3 separate regions of the Homo sapiens genome follow, and regions 1 and 2 are each linked to region 3. The links are chromatin contacts, found by Hi-C or POLR2A ChIA-PET in ENCODE. All regions are on one chromosome and are shown on one strand. The core of a region is the stretch at or near the end of the contact, and the rest is flanking DNA. Distances in the headings are between cores, read along the strand shown.

Evidence for each region. A loop is a pair of places that touch in the nucleus more often than their neighbours do. ChIA-PET counts read pairs that join two places held with the same protein, here RNA polymerase II (POLR2A). Pooled maps may share reads with other maps.
Region 1: a pooled map of heart left ventricle shows a loop between it and region 3 (1.8-fold over the local background). The contact joins two enhancer-like sites. A Hi-C loop is called at or near these places in 9 of 168 maps with a recorded cell type or tissue (CD4-positive, alpha-beta T cell, CD4-positive, alpha-beta memory T cell, CD8-positive, alpha-beta T cell and 5 more), 19 of 37 single-sample maps with no recorded cell type and 21 of 50 pooled maps. POLR2A ChIA-PET finds 5 or more read pairs at or near these places in 1 of 52 experiments (activated CD4-positive, alpha-beta T cell).
Region 2: a loop to region 3 is called in a pooled map, with 17 times the contacts of the local background. The contact joins two enhancer-like sites. A Hi-C loop is called at or near these places in 10 of 37 single-sample maps with no recorded cell type and 10 of 50 pooled maps.

What each region holds. Positions count from the first base shown.
Region 1 is chr6:45,944,880-45,948,500 of GRCh38, forward strand. The region is part of intron 3 of CLIC5 (chloride intracellular channel 5); the gene reads right to left. Among named protein-coding and RNA genes, the nearest start is that of CLIC5, 69 kb to the right of the region's middle. Within about 2 kb of position 1,677, at least 4 of the 41 ENCODE cell types and tissues checked have a DNase peak (open chromatin) inside an H3K27ac peak, as active enhancers do.
Region 2 is chr6:46,043,496-46,047,491 of GRCh38, forward strand. It overlaps a transcript of CLIC5 not described here. Among named protein-coding and RNA genes, the nearest start is that of CLIC5, 30 kb to the left of the region's middle. Within about 2 kb of position 1,941, at least 5 of the 41 ENCODE cell types and tissues checked have a DNase peak (open chromatin) inside an H3K27ac peak, as active enhancers do.
Region 3 is chr6:46,627,800-46,631,443 of GRCh38, forward strand. It overlaps CYP39A1 (cytochrome P450 family 39 subfamily A member 1), which reads right to left. Exons shown (of 12, transcript NM_016593.5): 6 at 3,164-3,271. Among named protein-coding and RNA genes, the nearest start is that of CYP39A1, 23 kb to the right of the region's middle. Within about 2 kb of position 1,339, at least 2 of the 41 ENCODE cell types and tissues checked have a DNase peak (open chromatin) inside an H3K27ac peak, as active enhancers do.

The DNA of each region.
Region 1 (3,621 bases), core at 427-2,926, 680 kb before region 3:
AGACTTCCTCTCTCTCTCCCTTCTCCATTGTTCCCACTTCCTTACTTCATCAACCCCTCACACGTGAAGGACGTTAATGCATCTGACTTTTCTAATCCTTGACTGTGTGCTTGTTTGACTCATGTCTGCTGTGTAAGCAAAAGATCTCTGGAGGTGGAAGAGGCCTGGCTTATTCATTAAAAGATATCCCCTAGGATCTGGGGATTTAAGACCTAAGGTCACCAATTGTCTGTACAATTGCACCTGGGAGACAGACCCAAAACAGGCACTGGCCACTCTTTCTAACTCCTTGAGCTTCCATTTAATGAGCTCTTACTTCATATCAGGCTCTAGGCTCATTAGTATTATTTTTTACAATAGCCCTATAAGATCAACAGTATGGTTCTTGTTTTAAAGATGTGAGAATTAAAGATTCTAGAGAATTCAGGTCATTTGCCTGTAGCGGAGAATATGCATACTCACTAAATAGCCATGTAATTCTGTTTCCCAGCTTCTCTCTCACCTAAGTTGGGATCACGTGTGGATTCTGACCAATGGCATAGGAAGGAAAGTAATGTCACCATGACATTTTTTTTGCAGGCCTGGCCCTGCAAAACACTTTGGGAGATCTTTCTTCTCTCTCTCCCTGAAGGAGCCTTGGAGGGCATGTATTCCAAAAACTACAGGATGGAAGAGGGCCACCCTACCCTCTCAGAATTTGCTCAAGTGAGAAATAAACCTGTGTTCTGTTAAGCAACTGGAATTTTATGGCCGCTTTGTTACTGCAACATAGCACAACCTAGTGGTATGGATTTGAACCCGAGTCACTCTGACTCCAAACCTCCTGCCCCCAGCTACCATGCCATCCTGTGGGAGGTCTGGAGGCTGTTTCTCTACCTCCCAGAGGGTCAGAACTTTCTTGTTTTTTACTGTGGTGAGTTATCGCTATACATTTTGTAAAATAATGAATTCAAGTTGTCTTCCAATTCTGTCAGTGTTCTGAACCCTGTTGATACTTAAATCATTCTTGCTAGATGACTGACTAAATGACATGCTGTGTAAATAGACTGTATCAGTTTACCCTCCTGAATTTTTATTACAGCATCTATGTGCTAGGATTATTTGAGACAATAACCAGCTCTGGAAGAGTACTTTGAGAAACTCATGGAATTGTGGAACATGCAACAAAAGACATCTTGGAGACTATGTAGTTTCACCCCCTCATTTTAGAGATGAGAAGGCAAGGAGGGTCTGAGCGGGAGAGAGGCTTGTCCAAGGTCATATGACAAACACTCATAGAGAGGTGGCCAGAGGCAGGGCTCCTGACTCTCAGTGCTGAATCCTAGAAACTTTGGCCACTTCAGGAGATGAAAGGCAAGGGCCAGAATGTCTCAACAGTAATCCCAGCATTAATCACAACACTTCCTTGTCGAGTGTTCACTAGATCAATCTAAGGAGAGGGATGGATGTTAGTCTCATTTAGAAACAACTTGAGACTTCCTGGATTCCTCATTTTGACACCAAATGCTCCCTGGGATCAAATGTGATTTGAAAAAAATGGTTGGAGTGTTTGTATGTGGTTTTCTCCTTTAAAAAATAAAGCTAAGGGAAAAAGCCTCCCATAATGTGTTGGCTTTTGGCAGCTTTTACAAATAGTGGTATGATGAGAAACACATGGCCGACCAGCGCTTGGTGAATGGTTATGAGGGTTTTGCTGCCCCCTAGAGAACCAGAAGGCCAGGCTGTCCTGCTCCAGAGGCCTGACAACCTCCCAGCCACTCCATCTCCCAGCCTGAGTCGCTGGGGAAGCTGGTGAGGCTGGTGGTTTGTTCTGGGCAGACCAGCAGGTCTCTATGGGGCTGAGGCACTGGCTTGGTGACATTTACTGGGAGGTAATTGTGGCACCTGCCTCAGTCTGATGGGTGCAAAGGCATCTAAGGTATAATCCTGGGATGCTCTGGAATACTTGATGGCCTCACCCTTGGCGCCCCCACCTTGGTAGGCTTCTGGAGATATGCATTTTAACAGCATCAAGCGTTCTGCTACCTGAGAGTAGTGGATTGTTAGGTCACTAACATGGCAGGAATGCACTTCATAAAACCTCCTATACACAACTGCAGTCCAGAGAAGGACCTGGACCAGCGGGAGCAGAGCTCAGGACAGGGAAGGTAGGTGGAGAGGAGGGAGTGGAGGGAGGGTCCACATCCAGCCCTGCCCAGCTCTATTTGGATCATGGAAACTTAGAATCTGATGAAATGATGACGAAGTCAGATGATGACTCGCCTCTGGAAGAATGTTCAAGGACGCATGGGGCATACAATTCCAGTGATCTCTGTCCACCTTGTGGTCCCACCGTGGTTGCAGATTGGAGACCCCTGAGTTAGAGAAGCAGCCCAGGAAAGGCACAGTTGCACTGGGGGTGGTGTGGTAGTGGTGAGGGAACCTGGCTAAAGGGCATGTGAAGAATCAGAGAGCAAGAAGGGCTCTGGGAGATATCCTGTCACAGAGAAGGGAACTGAGTCCTAGAGCAGAGAAGAGACTGGTTCAAGAGGTGAAGGGACTGGCTCAAGAGGTCACAGCACATCACTAGCAGACTAGGATTGTACCCCAGCCCCTCACCCCTCCATCCACTGCCTGGCAACAGACCAAATGGGCCCCTCTGCTCCTCACTGCTTCCACTTTCCACTTCCTAATGATCATGACGGAAGCCCCCACTCCTGAGTGCCAGTGTTACTTCTAAGAGGGAAAATGTTAACTGCGTCATGAACTTTCCTCTATGGGTCTCCCAGGCAAAGTCTAAACTCTAGTTATTGAAAACAGCATTTTTTTTCATGTGGGATTTCAAATCAGTGCTAGCAATGAGGTTGAGTCCCGGGGAGGGGGATGGAGTCTGGGCTCCCTCAGGGCAATTCCAGTGAAGTGGCTGGCTGGTGTCCTCTTCAGAGATGTGTGTGTGTATGTGGGGCTGTCCTATTGATTTAATTAATGCACTTATTTAGAGTCTATACTCAGCTGCTTCCAATGGGCTTGAGGTGGCTTTTTCACTCTCAGTGTGCAAATAAGCTGACTGAATATGGATGACAAAGAATATTTTTAAGGAAGAATATATGATTGTTTAAGGCTTATTTGGAGCATGACTGGCAGTTTTAATTTTTTAACAGCAATTCACTAGATGTGCAACCTTGGGTAAGTGACTTACTCTCTCCCTGTCCTGACTGTGAAATGAGGATAATGATAGTACCTAGGATGCTAGAAGGATGAAATGAATCATATTAGCTAAGTGTTGTGAATGGTGCCTGACACAAAATGAAGGCTATAAAAGTGTTGATGAATAAATAAAACTTTAAAATAAATGCAGGATGGTGGTTTTTAGTAGTCAAATCTCACTAACTTTACTTACTCAGTATGTCCTGAACCCTTCCTACTCCTCTCCCCCGATTTTCCTGCCCTGTCTTGGCTTAGCCCTTCATTCGTCCTGCCTGGACAGTCACCAATGGCTCCCCAGAATTAATTCCTCTATCTCCAGCTTCATGGTCCTCTAGGATACCGACTTCCCTCAACCTCTAAAGTAGGTCTTAAAACGGACTCCCCACCTCCTGTGCTTAATCCCTTTCAGAATATCCCACAGGACTCACTACAGGA
Region 2 (3,996 bases), core at 691-3,190, 580 kb before region 3:
ACAGGTCAACTTATTTTGGAACTTTTGTGCTGCCAAATCACATAAGGCAAACTCCTAATGTACTAGGTTCACTTTTTATATTGAGGTGGAGAAAGTTGTTTCAAAGTCAGAGGGTAATTGTAGCAGTTAGAAGAAGCTAAGTTTAGGAGCCACTTCAGAGTACAGTTCAGGCAACACACACACACAAAATCTGAACTGTGGAGATGGGAAGAAAGGAATGTCCCTTCACTTGTGCTTCATTTACTTCCTGAGGGCAGCTCATGCACTGTGCTATGTCTCCATTCACCAATGTGAAAAATGAGGAGGGAGGTGGTGCTCTACACTGAGGTATGGCAAGGAGCTCTCTGTATCTAACTTGCAGAGGGCAGCAGAGTTTATCATTGCATTCTTAAAAGGAGGGACAGCCCACTCTTCAGTTCACAGATTCATCGGATGCCAGTCAGCCTGCTGTGTGCAATGTCCTCTGCTGTGTGTTGTGGGGTAGGCGAAGTTGGATAAGATGCATTGCCTGCTTCCATATGCTTGTGGGAGAAAAGAAACAACTACAATGCTGGGAGCAAAATAGTGCCTGGTATCTACCTGCGGAGCTGCCCAAATTCAAAAGCAGCCATTAGCACAGTAGTCACCCATGAGGGTCTCTGTGGTAGTCACCTGTGAATGCTTCAAAGGTTCTTTCCTTGGAAGATGCCATCTGTTGTGGCTTGAAGTTTTACAAAGGGTTCCTTGCTCCAGTTGAGGCTTTTTGACTAATAAAAAAGGAAAATACCTTGATAAAAATAACCACCTCAGATCATATTTATTCCCTGGAATGACTGCACTTGACAGGCTCTTTTCCGAGAGTAGTACCCAAAGAGGGTACATAAAGAGGGGAGAACAAGGAAGGGGAAAACAAGAAGTAGTGGAGGGAAATGGTGGCTTTGGAAAGAGATTTTACCTGTATCATCACTTGGTTTAAGACCAGGCCTGTCCAGAAATTTACATAAATTTGGAAATTTTGCACTGTGGATTTGAGTTATTTGCTTTCAGTATTGTTACAAACCTTCAGGGCAAAGGTAAAATGGAAATGGAGATTTGGTGATCTTTTGCTTCACATCTGGAGAGCAGACCCGCTTGACAGTGGCAGGAATGTAGGTTTCTTGGGGTGAGCCTGGATGAAAATGCTTCTGGGAACTTACTTCTCTAACTAAACAGTCATCTATTTTTCTTATATGATTTGGGGGCCATAGAGTGACTGAAGATGAAAAAGAATGCATATTCAGCTACTTGTAGGATTATAACACAATTAATGAAAGTTACAATCTAAACTATATCCTACTGAAGACAAAGAAAGTGAAAGAACAATAGCTCAAATTCAAAATGTATCTTGATCCATCACCTGACAATGAGAATCAAATTAATAACTCTCTCATAAATCATCAGAGGTTATGGGAGATTCATCTCCTGTGTTTGAGGCCTTCATTCTTGAGCACTCAGCTCCTCCAGAAGCGGCTGGCATCTAGCATGCTTGCCATAAATAAATCATTCTTAGCTTGCTGACCTGGAGCAGTGAGTGGGCCGTAGTCCCCCACCACACCCGCTCTCCTCTGAGAGTAAAATGCCCTGTTGCATTTTTAATACCACCCTAAGACTCTGTGTCAAGTTTCCACAAAGTTTGCCAGAGGAATTAGCTTCCTCTTTTTAATAGGCAGTTCCAAGAGGTCAGAAGATAAACAAGTTTGAAAACAATTACATTTTTTTTAAATCACTTGATCCAACATACCGCATCTTGCATTTTCAGAAAAGATTGGCTTCTATAATTTTACCACCTGGTACAACATATTGAAATGTACTTTATTTAACACAATAACCACCGAGTTATTATTATTTTTCTTGCTTCCTTTCCTTCCTTCCTTTTGCAATGTGGGAACTGCCTGCCCAGGGGAATATGACTCACCCTGGATTGACTCAGAGTATATATGACTTCATGAAACACCACAGAGTGAGGGCAGAGAGTCACTGGCCCATTCTCCATGATGCTGGTTGCCAAGAAACCATTGGCCTTCTAGGTAACAAGATGGTCTACCTGTCTTTTGGGGTTGTTCATGGAAGTTTACTTAGTGTCTGTGTATCTATGGCTCCCTGTTTGATCAAACAAGACACGTGAATAAGAAAGCAGTAAGCCAGAGAGGAACTTATTTAATCATTATTCAAAGTCAAAATAATTTTATCTTTAAACAACTATACCTACTTTTTAAATTTAGTAAATTATTACAAATTATAAATATTTTTTATTTTTTATATCTTATAAAGTTCCAATTATGCCATATTACTAATTGGTATTTACCAAAATACAGCTATCTTCCACATCTTATTCTCTTCTATGAAATAGTATTCATGCAATTTTGAACATGTTCCAGTCATTGGAAGCACTGGCTAAGGAACGCACATGAACATAAGCATTTGGTATTATTATTTTTCAAATACAAGTTTTGACAATCGCCTTACCTGTGTAAAGGCAGGTGCAATCACTTTGGGGCATGGGATTGGGGAGCTGGGGCTGAGGAGAGGGTGCCAGAATTACTCCATAGTTACCCAAACCATCTTCTCCAGTAGGACTTTGGTGAAACATTAGTTTGGATTGAAAGTACAGAAACAAAGTGGACTAGATTCCAGAGATGAAACTTGCCTTGCTTACCCCTGAGTAATGCTTCTTCTAACTGATGTGTAACTTTTCCTCTTGGGGTTTTAGTTCCCTCCACTATGTAATGAAGACAATCTCTAAGGTTCCTTTCTCCTCCTCTGATAGCTTCTGCTGCCATCTTATCTGCCTCACTTAAGGACCTTCCTAGTTACAGTAAAATCAACAGCAAAACAAGCTCATCAATTCCACCTCAATGGAAACAAAAGAAACGAAATGAAGTGTCAGTACCATTTCCCAAAACCAACCAGTGACTGTTGACTAACAGTGCAAAGAGAGTGGGAAATGGTCAAAAGTCTCTTTAACATCAGACCACCTGGTACTGCCTTTTCTGAGATTAGACATTTTACTTAGAAAAGCCTGTATGGTCAATTCAGTGTGGTCACTTAAGAGACCCCATCATTCATGTGAAACTTGCTTTTTACTTTCAGATGGGTGTATACCATGATGATTTTGATAAAGTCCACTTGAAACCATGTCCATTTCTGTTTAGAGTAGTTTTAGCACTCTTTCTATTAATAACAGTCATCTCCTTAAATAGAAGCCTGTGTCAGCGAAGTCTAACTACACAGGAGGTGTTTGTTCCTAACAGACATGCACAGGGGCCAGCGGAGATGACCAGTCCTCACTGCATGCCTGGAGGAAGTGTGGTGCCCAAGATGGCTCAACCATCATTGATTTGACAATTTAATAATCACGATGGTGGAAACAATCTGTGTCCATTTATCTGGTTAGTATAGGAAGAAGCTTGGAATACTCTGACCTAACGCAAGGATGATTTATTGTCATAATCATAAAACTCAAAGTCCAAGACCTCTCACTTTCACTGCTCCCTTCCCATGCCCAGAAAGGGACCTACCGTAGTGTTCACATGATTTATTTTTGCAAAATTTGCAAGCATAAGATATTTGAGCTGCAACTGGTTAAGACCAATGCCTCTTTTCATTACAGCTTTCCCTCTGTTATACTTCCACTAGCCTCAGATGGTATTAGAGTTGCCATGGGCATCTTGGGTACTTCACTAAGTGGGAAGTTAAATTAGGCATATATTTAGTTTGGGTTTAGTGAGATATATTTGTGTGGTCCTAAGTTATTTCCGGTAATAGTTACATTATTGTTAACCATCATGGTGAAGAGCTGGCCTTCAGTAATACTCTTGATGCCCATTGTGCTGACTTCACTCAGGTCATGACCCAAAGATGGTCATGTCACAATATAAATGTATCCTATGGCATCAGCACCAGAAATATGCAGGATATGAAGATTGAAATTTGAAAGATATAGAGCTAGAAGCTAGTCTGTGGGAAGTTCTCCCAGTT
Region 3 (3,644 bases), core at 89-2,588:
GGCATATAAAATAGTTAATAAAAGTTTATATGTATTACTACATCAATAAGCAAGAATAAGTGACTTTGAGGTCTTTGTGCACCCACATTTGGGAAAGGGGTTGAAAACTGCTCCCAACAGTACCAATTAGTATTTTGTAAAACAGTTCAAGTCCAAGGTCAGAGATGGGCAAGAAGAAGAAGGGCCACTCAGCTCACTGAACTGCAGAAGCAGCCACCATAATGTCATTCCATTGTTTTGGAGAGGTAAGAACAAATGAGAGAAAGGGCAAGGAGGAAAACTCTGTATCTTTGCTGTGTCAAAGAGAAGATGAATTGAGTGTGTTCTTTGGTACTGATTTATCTATTCAAAAAGAGATTTTGATGGAGTCTTCATACCATGCCAGAGAGTCTTCTACCGATCATGGTAAACACAAATATGTTGGGAGATAATTCCTGTCCAAAGTATTTTCACATTTAGTTGGGCATATGAATACATATTGGAGAAAAATGAACGAAATGTACAAGACAGTGAGAGAGCAAACACATGTTACAAAAAATAAATACTGTGGGAGTTGAGAGTGGGATGGGGTAGCAATTGCTACTGAAAGTATTTAGAAAGAATGTAAGAGATGCAGCAGATAAAAAAGGTAAAATGTCAGCTTTGTGATTGGTTTGGAGAAATCTTCTAAAAAAATCATTTGGCAGTCAGAAATTTCTTGGAACTTAGAAATGGTTTTCCCATAAAAATAATTTCATAAATTATAGTTAATATCTTGGGCCACAATGGAGCCTCCTAGTGACCCAGTGCCTAACCCATCTGAAGCCTGAGCTCTGAGTCCTATGGGCCTTGAGGCAGAGTACAAAGTAGGAGAGAGGAGATATAGATATACTCTGGGCTCCAGGAAAAGACAGGCCCCACCACCTACACCTCTGGTAGGGCTTCTGGTATTCTCAGCAGCAATAAAGGTCACTAAAGCAGAATAGCAGTGGATATTCCCACTCTGGGGCCTTTGAGCCATCAAATATTTGGAAGCCTATGTTCAGTATTAACGGGCCATTGAAAATAATGATTGACTGAAACTAGGGAGATAATTTTTGTAAGGGAAGAAAACTAGCATTTATTGAAGACCTATGCTGAACCAGGTGCTATTAGCCACAATCTATTTCTTACCAAAATAATCCTTACAACAACCCTTTAAGGTAGGTATAGCATTAATCCCATTTTACAGATAAGGGCACTGAGGCTTGGGCAGGTTAAACAATTGGCCCACTGTTACCCAGTGCTGGCAATTGGCTTTGGATCTGACTCTAAAGCCTCTCCAGGATCTCTGCCTGCTCACCAGGCTGCCTCTTGGAGGTGCCAACAAGAGCCAGTGAGATGGAATATTCTCTAATCATCAGACACTTTCTTTCTGAAATGAATGATTTAAATCCTTTCAGACCAGCGCCAAGAACAAATTCCAAAGAACCGACTTCCCCTGTGTCAGATCAATGGGGCTTTGTGTGTCTTTCTTCCGGGGGATGTTTCTAACAAGATATTGAAAAATAATTCTTTGACAGGAGTGCCTGTTTTGTTGCTACTTTGAGAGTTGTTTTGATGTTTGTTTCTCAATTTTGCTATAGCTTAATCAGTTTCCAAGAATATTATTTAAGGAAAAACCAGAGAAGAATATTATAGGTACATAAAGAAGGGGAAGGGTTTAGACTACTTTTACTTGACCATATCAGATGAAATGTATATTCCACTGGCTAACATACCTTTGAGAAAAGAGGCCAGAATTTCTATCCCTTCTCTTTATGCAGTAAATTTTTCAACAAGTTAAGGGAAACTAGAATATCATGACTGAGAAAGCCTTTAACAACCTAGGCCTTTATAAAAGTAAGGCTAAATAAATAATACTTAAAACATCTTCCTAATTTCTATCTGTTAGAAGAAAAAGGAAGAAAAATGCCCACACATATCATCATGGATAGGTTAAATCCTCCTGTTTAGTAGAAAACAAGTATATTTAAAAAGTTACCCTTTAATTTCAGATAATATAAGTAGCATCTTAGGCTAATGTGAGAACCTCCTGGCCCAGGAAACTGTTGGCACTGAACATGACGTGACAGACAAATCTCATGGCTCTAATCTAATGCAAGACAGATTTTAAAAGAAACAGTTTTTTAGCCGGGCCCAGTAGCTCACGCATGTAATCCCAGCTGCTCAGGAGGCTGAGGCAGGGGAATCGCTTGAACCCGGGAAGCAGAGGTTGCAGTGAGCCGAGATCACGCCATTGCACTCCAGCCTGGGTGATAGAATGAGACACCATCTCAAAAAAACAAAACAAAACAAAACAACAACAACAACAAAAAAACCCACAAAAAACAGTTTTTTAAGTCTTGCCTCTCTTTAGAAGTGTTGAAAGTTCCAATTTCACCAGCACCATTCATGCGGAAGCTTGTAGGACCATAATGCTAAGCAATGCAAACAGGAATGGCACACAGAAGGAGAATGGGTACAAATGGAGAGAAAGAGCTAATATTCATTGATACCAGCTAGGCTTATCTTATTAAATCCTCATAACAACTTTGTAGAGAAATGAGAATTACCATTTATTGAGCACCCAAGTTCTAAGACCACAGTGGGAGGTTCACATACATTATCCCTTTTTTTACCCTTATTAGGTAAAATAGTACATTATCTCTTATTAGGAAATGGAGGCACAGAAAATTTAAATTACCACCATGACAGTCTACAACTACAAATTGGGATGTCTGGATCCAAGCCCAAGTTACCTGAAACTATCCATTTACTTACTCTTTCCAATAAAAGCATGTGGCCAATCCCTATTCATCTTTTCAATACCAATACTGAGCACATTGGTAGACATACAAAAAGTGTTCCATAAACAGATGTTGTCTACAACTGGCCCCAAAGGGCAAGCTTTTCCCTCATCCTGTTACACACTGCCTTTCAGAGGACAGAATTTGCTTGAGATCTGTTTCGTCTCCTTTGTAACCTAATCAGATTTCATTAGGCATTCAGTTTTGGTTTTTATCTCACAACCAAATCCACTGTAGTTTTTTTCTTTTCCATAATGAGTGATGAGTGGAAAAAAGAATGGAAGACAGAAATGAAGGAAAAAAAGATGAAAGGACAGTGGAGAGCAACGTAACTCATACTTTACTAATATACTTACAGGAACAGCATTAGACAGAGAAGCCCAAAGCAGTAAGAGCCCATAATTGGGTGAGTTTTCCTTACTTGTTTCCGTCTCTACAATATCCAGCGTAGCTTGCAATAATGTCTGTTTAAAAGAAATAAACATTGCCAAACCATGGCTATGTGACAAATATCGATGTTAATAAACAAGAGATCATGCCTTTTTCTTTAATATGAAAGATATCATTTCTGCCATTCCCAGGTTTTGCAGTTTGAGGCATGTGAAGGGATTTATGTCCTTACTGTAGTATAGTAATTAGGAGTAGGGATTCTGGAGCTTGACCGCCTCACTGCATTTGTTCAAATCCTGGCTCAGCTATTTAAGAGCTGGATGACCTTGAACAAGCTACTTTAATCTCTCTGTGCCTCTGTGTCCTCATCCATAAAATGTTCATAATATGGTACCTACCTCGTAGGATTGTTGTGAGAATTAAATGAGTTAGTACCTAAAAAGTGCT